2 separate regions of the Homo sapiens genome follow, and region 2 is linked to region 1. The links are chromatin contacts, found by POLR2A ChIA-PET in ENCODE. All regions are on one chromosome and are shown on one strand. Each heading gives the region's core, a stretch centred on a gene start or an enhancer-like site at or near the end of the contact. The rest is flanking DNA. Distances are from core to core; before and after follow the strand shown.

Region 1 (3,109 bases), core at 361-2,860:
CCAAACACTGGGCTCTGAGGAGTGGAGTTCTCTGTTCTAGAGTGACAGGCACCAGATGGGATGGGCTTTCTCAGTGTCAGCACTCAGGTAGGGAGCTAAGGAAGACACAGCCCAGACAAGATGGCTGGAAGGAGCCAGCCAGGACTCCTTAGACTGATCAAGCCAAAAAAGAAGGTGCCGATTTCATGCATTCTAGTGCAGAAGCCCCAACTGTGATCACGATCCAGTCTGCAGACGTGTTTTGTTTGGACTTCACTTAAAAAAATGCCTTAGTTGTTATCATCTTTGGGAGAGTTCATTCAAAATGTCCAGCTTCTCTTGAAAACTTGGTATATCTGGCCACACTGGGCTCACATTCCCAAGGGTAACTCTTGGCCAGAGCTGAGTGGCAGCCGCCTCCCTTATGCAGGACATGTGCTCTCGGCTTCACCAGGGTTCTGACCGGGTCTGCTTCTGCATTCACAGCGCCTCCTGGACCTGAAGGCATCTGAGTGTGAGACCCTGTTCTAACTCTTAGAAGTGACATTGTAAGAGGTGGTGGGGACCAGCTAATTGGTCCAACCCAGCCTGAGTGCACCACCCTTTGAACAAATGTATCAGTGATGAAAATTTGCCTTTGCCCCGGCTTGCCTGTAATCCCAGCACTTTGGGAGGCCGAGGTGGGCGGATCACTTGAGGTCGGGAGTTCAAGACCAGCCTGGCCAACATGGCGAAACCCCGTCTCTACTAAACATAAAAAAATTAGTCAGGTGTGGCGGTGCGTGCCTGTAATCCCAGCTATTCAGGAGGCTGAGGCACCAGAATTGCTTGAACCCAGGAGGTGGAGGTTGCAGTGAACTGAGACTGCGCCACGGCACTCCAGCCTGGGCGACAGAGCAAGACTCTGTCTCAATAAATAAATAATTAATTAAAATAAAAAACAGCTTAAAGAGAAAAATGGCCTGCAAACCTTTTTTATGATGCTATTTTTATTAATATAAAGTCCTGTTTATTGAGACCCTTTAAATGCCTGCGAGAGACCCTACAGACAGTATGTCTACTCCTCACAGCATCTCTATGAAGAGAAGGAGGGTTGTGCCCACTTCATAGATGAGAAAACTGAGAGGTGAGGTGACTTGCCTGGGGCCACATAGCTCATAAGCTGTAGAACTCTGCAGGCAGATTTACTGTCCCAGGAGCAAATGCTGGATGAGCAACTCCTGTTCTTTGGGCTCAAGGGGACTGGTGATGGGACAATTCTTCTCGACTTCAGGAGCTGACAGAGCCAGAGGCACCTAAACTTGGGTACATCTTGTAAGACACATAATGAGGTCCCTCTAGCTTTAGCTGGAGGGAGATAAAAGAACCCCAGACCTCTGAATGTCCCAGAGGCTAGTCTCTTCTCAGAGCAGCACTGGGGTTTGGGGGCTTCCCTGGGCCTCAGCCTCCAGGCACCCCCAGGATTCCCAGAGAGACGCTGTGATTGGCAGGAGGCAGGATATCCCCAGGGAAACCCATCTTCACGCCTGGGTGACCCCCACTGCCGCCTCCTTCTTAACTCTGCAGGAAATCAGAGCTGGCAGCCTCCAGTGGGAGGACAGAGCCGGTTTCCGTGGCAACCCTCAGCTGCCTCATCGTGGCTGGGAAGGGAAGGAAGCAAGCCGGCAGAAATAGCTATGGAAGGTCTTGCGCAGGCTGCAACCCTGGTGTGCTGGGCGAAAACCCTTATGACTCCCCCCTTCCAAATCAGGCTGGGTTGTCACTGAGACTAGATTCTCACCTGCCTTCAAAGAAGGGCCAATTCCCTTTAAAGGTCGCACCTCCTTGGAACCACAGTCATTAGTGAATTACACTCAAGGAAAAGATGTGCTCCCACCAGGCAGCTCCAGCTGTTACCTGAGATACTGAAGTGCAGCTCAGGAGACGATTATTTAAACCTGCCCTTGTTTTAATCGTTATTTTTCTCTTTAAAAAAAATAGAAGCTATAAAGAAAAGAGGGAGAGATGAGTGGGTTAGCTACCTGCTATGCGCTAGTTAGGAAGTTACCTGGATGCCATTGTATTTCTTCATCCCTTGCTTAAGAATCAAAATTACTGGACATATGTTAGGAATACTCTTTCTTTCTTTCTTTCTTTTTAAGCTCAGTGGCAAGAATGAAATACTCTTTTTTTTTTTTTTTTTTTGAGATGGAGTCTCGCTCTGCTGCCCAGGCTAGAGTGCAGTGGCGTGATCTCGGCTCACTGCAAGCTCTGCCTCCCGTGTTCACACCATTCTCCTGCCTCAGCCTCCTGAGTAGCTGGGACTACAGGCACCCGCCACCACACCCGGCTAATTTTTGGATTTTTAGTAGAGATGGGATTTCACCGTATTAGCCAGGATGGTCTTGATCTCCTGAGCTCGTGATCTGCCCGCCTCGGCCTCCCAAAGTGCTGGGATTACAGGTGTGAGCCACCGCGCCCAGCCAAGAATAAAATACTCTTAAGTTGATCTAATGAAGTGTTTCCTTACCATTGTGATTATTGTTACTATTATTTGCTATATTTTAATATTGTTGTTTACCAAATATTCTCCTTTAAACAGACTCGCTTTTTAAACTTTTTTTTTTTTTTTTGAGACGGAGTTTCACGCTTATTGCCCAGGCTGGAGTGCAATGGCACGATCTCAGCTCACCACAACCTCCACCTCCTGGGTTTAAGCAATGCTTCTGCCTCAGCTTCCCAAGTAGCTGAGATTACAGGCGCACACCACCACGCCCAACTGATTTTTGTATTTTTAGTAGAGACGGGGTTTCCCCATGTTGGTCAGGCTGGTCTCGAACTCCTGACCTCGTGATTTGCCTGCCTGGGCCTCCCAAAGTGCTAGGATTACAGGCATGAGCCACCATGCCCGGCCTAAACTTTGTTTTTAAAATGAACTTTTTTTCCCCCCAATTGCTGCCAATAGTGGATAACATGTATCACTCACTGCCAAAAATAGAAAGTGACCATGAAAAATAAATTCGCTGGGGAAGGGGGCTCCATGCTGGTGTGGCCAAGGCTGAGAGCTCTCTCTTCTCTGTTACAAAACGAGATAAGCAAGTGTTAGAATTGCCTTAAGGCCACACTGGCATCTCCCTGACCTTCTCCAGGG
Region 2 (3,096 bases), core at 59-2,558, 79 kb before region 1:
CAGGAGGCGGAGGTTGCAGTGAGCTGAGATCGCGCCACTGCACTCCATCTTAGGCAACAGAGTGAGACTCTGTCTCAAAAAAGAAAAAAAAAAAAAGACTGGACCAAAAAAAAAATTGTAATTTTATTCCCCATGTCTCTTAAGAAAACAAAAACATATTTTGAATTCTACGCCTCCCTGAGTGAGATGGCTGTGGTGGCAGTGGAGCTCACTCTGGAAGGCTTTAGATGCCAGGATGAATGTTTATTCCTGGCCTCTGACTACTTTCTCCTGACCTCTGACCTCTGGCCTGTCCCCTTCCTCTTTCTCTGGATTCTGTCTCCCCAAATTTCTTGGACCCACCTCCAAAGCCCCACTCCCCATGCAGGAAGGAAAAGAGCATTCACAGGATAAATATTTAGCCCAAAGGTCTTGGAGAGTGTTTTTGGGAGGCTCCCGGCAGTGGGGCTCCAGGCATAGATGACCTCACCCAGCTTCTCCTAACAGTGCCACCTTGGTCCTTCTTGCCTGCCCTCCACGTCCCATCTCCCTCAGTCCCTCTGTCCAGGGCAAATGGTGGTAGCCTCTGGAGGGGGATTTGGCTCTCTCATAATCCCCATCATCGCTTCTACAACCACCCCCAACAAACGCTCACGCAGCCCATCTGCTTAGCAGGTGTTTCCAGCTGCCCCTTCGGAAAAGACCACTGTCCCCAAGACCCCCATATAGACCATCTGGGCCTGCCACTGCATAGATGTGGCCTCCTTCACGGCAAAGGTTAACATCCGGGGCTCCGAGTCAGACCTGAGTTCAAATCCGGCCACTTCTTAGCTGGGAGACTGTGGGCAAAGGGCTTTGGCTCTCTGAGCCTTCAATTCCCTCCTTGTAAAAGGAGAATAAAGCACTGGTTCTTAACTAGGGGTGATTTTGCCTCCCGGGAAACCTCTGGTAATGTCTGGAGACAGTTTTGGTTGTCATAACTGGAAGGTGGGAGTGTTAATGGCATCTAGTGGGTAGAGTCCAGGGGTGTTGTTAAATATTTGACAGTGCACAGCACAGCCCCTTAATTAAGGAATTATCCAGTACAAGTGTCACTAGTGTCGGGGTTAACAACCCCTGATGAAGTGCTACCCACACTGTCAGGTGGTTGTGAGGATGAAGATCAGGAAGCAGCTAACACGGGGCCTGGCCCACGCTAAGCACCCAGTCCGTGACTGCGAATATGGGTTTTATGATCAACCTCTTTTGGTTTTTTTGCTCATCCTCTTCTCTCCTGCCCTAGACCAACTCCAGAGAGCTTCTTTCGCAATCGAGCATACAAGATCGGCACCACCTGGCACGGTGCAAAGGAGCCACCCCACCCGTCACCATGTCCACACCCTAGCCACAGACCTCTCCCCGGAGTCCCACTGCTGCCTCCTCACTGGCTTCCCTGCCTCCTTGCCTGCCCTCCTCCATTGCTTTCTCCCCACTGCTGCCCAAGGGAATCTCTAAAAACCAGTGTTTTTGAGCACTAGGAGGGCTCTGGATCTATGTAGAGCACTTTACCTACATTATCTTATTGAATCCTTAGAACAAACCTTTGAGGCAAATGCTAAGATTGTTTCATTACGGAGGAGAGAAAACAGGCTCAGAGAGGTGTCGTAAGTGACCTAAAATCACAGAGCAAGTAAGTGGCAGAGCTGGGATTTGAAACCAGGTTTGTCTGAGATTAGACCTTATAAGTGGGATGTTAGCTGCATCTCCTACTCACTAAAACAGTGGGTGTGCTTCAGAATCCCCTCAGAGGGGGCCTGCTACAATGGGGAGCCACATCTAGGGTGGACCCCAGGAACCCACATTTTGACAACCTCCCCCAGCTCCTGTCGTAGGCGATTCTGATGCTGGTGGTCTATAAGCACTTGGAAAAAGCCTCTCAGATCCTGCTGCTCTTCTTCCTAAAACCATCGATGGTTCCCTTTTATTCTCTGAATTGAGTCCAAAGTCCTGGACACGTGGCCTTTTCTCCCATTCACTCTAGTGTTTGAGCTTGCATCTGGTCTTTCACCCCTGAGCATTTGCTCAGGCACGCTCCCTGCCTGTGACACGCTGCCAGCCTTCCTTCTCCCTGGGCCTGGTGGGTTCCCACAGGTGCTGGGCTGGGAGTTAGGACTTGCGGGTTTTAGCTTCATGGGATAGCAGTCTCCCAGCGTAACCCTGGACGACACATCCTTCACTCCCTTTGGGCCTTAGTTTCTCCACTGGAGCCACAGAGATTTGACTGGATGCTGGCTGTGTAAACAGAGACGGCAAAGGCAGGCTCTTGCTGCCAAGCCAGGCATCTGGGCCTCCCCATCTGTTTGCAGGTCAGCAGCCTGTGTTCCTGGCAGGTGCTAAACACTCACTCATGCTGCTGAGAAGATCCAGGGAGGTCTGGCTCCAGCACCGTGACTGCAGTTGCTTGGGCCAAATCAATGTTTCCACATCTTATCTCTAACTGGCTCAGTCACAATATTTAGACACTTGGCCTCAAGTTGAGAAATTTGGTGACTCAGGGAGATAGCAGCTGTGGCCGGCTCCTGACCCCTGAACCCTCTACCCCTGATGGGGACACACCCTCCCAGAAAGAGGAATGGACTTTCCCTACAAGAAGCTCTTCGTGAAGGGAGAAGGAAACTGAGGACCAGAGAGGAGAAACAACTTGCTTGAAGCCACACAGCTACATAGTGGCATGTGTGCATTTAATATTTACTGAGCACCTACTATGTGCAAGTCTCCATGGTGGGTGCTATGAAGACAGGCGCGAGCAAACAGGACAGAGAAGGGATTTGTTCTTGTGCGAATTTCAGTCACAGTCAAATCTTATTATTATTATTTTTTTAGAGACAGAGTCTCTCTCTGCCCCCCAGGCTGGAATGCAGTGGTGCAAACTCAGCTCACTGCAGCCTCAACCTCCAGGGTTCAAGAGATTCTTGTGCCTCAGCCCCCTCAAGTAGCTGGGACTACAGGCACATGCCACCACGCCTGGCTAGGTTTTTTGTTTTTGTTTTTGTTTTTGTAGAGACTGGGTTTTGTCATGTTGCCCAGGCTGGTCTCAAATTCCTGGGCTCAAGCGATCTTCCCGCCTCTGCCTCCCAA

What was found. ChIA-PET counts read pairs that join two places held with the same protein, here RNA polymerase II (POLR2A).
Region 2: POLR2A ChIA-PET joins it to region 1 with 11 read pairs in H1. The contact joins two enhancer-like sites. POLR2A ChIA-PET finds 5 or more read pairs at or near these places in 4 of 52 experiments (H1, HepG2, WTC11 and 1 more).

What each region holds. Positions count from the first base shown.
Region 1 is chr20:49,504,177-49,507,285 of GRCh38, reverse strand. It overlaps PTGIS (prostaglandin I2 synthase), which reads left to right. Exons shown (of 10, transcript NM_000961.4): 10 at 1-3,109. Among named protein-coding and RNA genes, the nearest start is that of KCNB1, 23 kb to the right of the region's middle. RefSeq lists an enhancer at 1,603-2,104. Within about 2 kb of position 1,610, at least 2 of the 41 ENCODE cell types and tissues checked have a DNase peak (open chromatin) inside an H3K27ac peak, as active enhancers do.
Region 2 is chr20:49,583,128-49,586,223 of GRCh38, reverse strand. No RefSeq gene overlaps it. Among named protein-coding and RNA genes, the nearest start is that of PTGIS, 17 kb to the right of the region's middle. Within about 2 kb of position 1,308, at least 20 of the 41 ENCODE cell types and tissues checked have a DNase peak (open chromatin) inside an H3K27ac peak, as active enhancers do.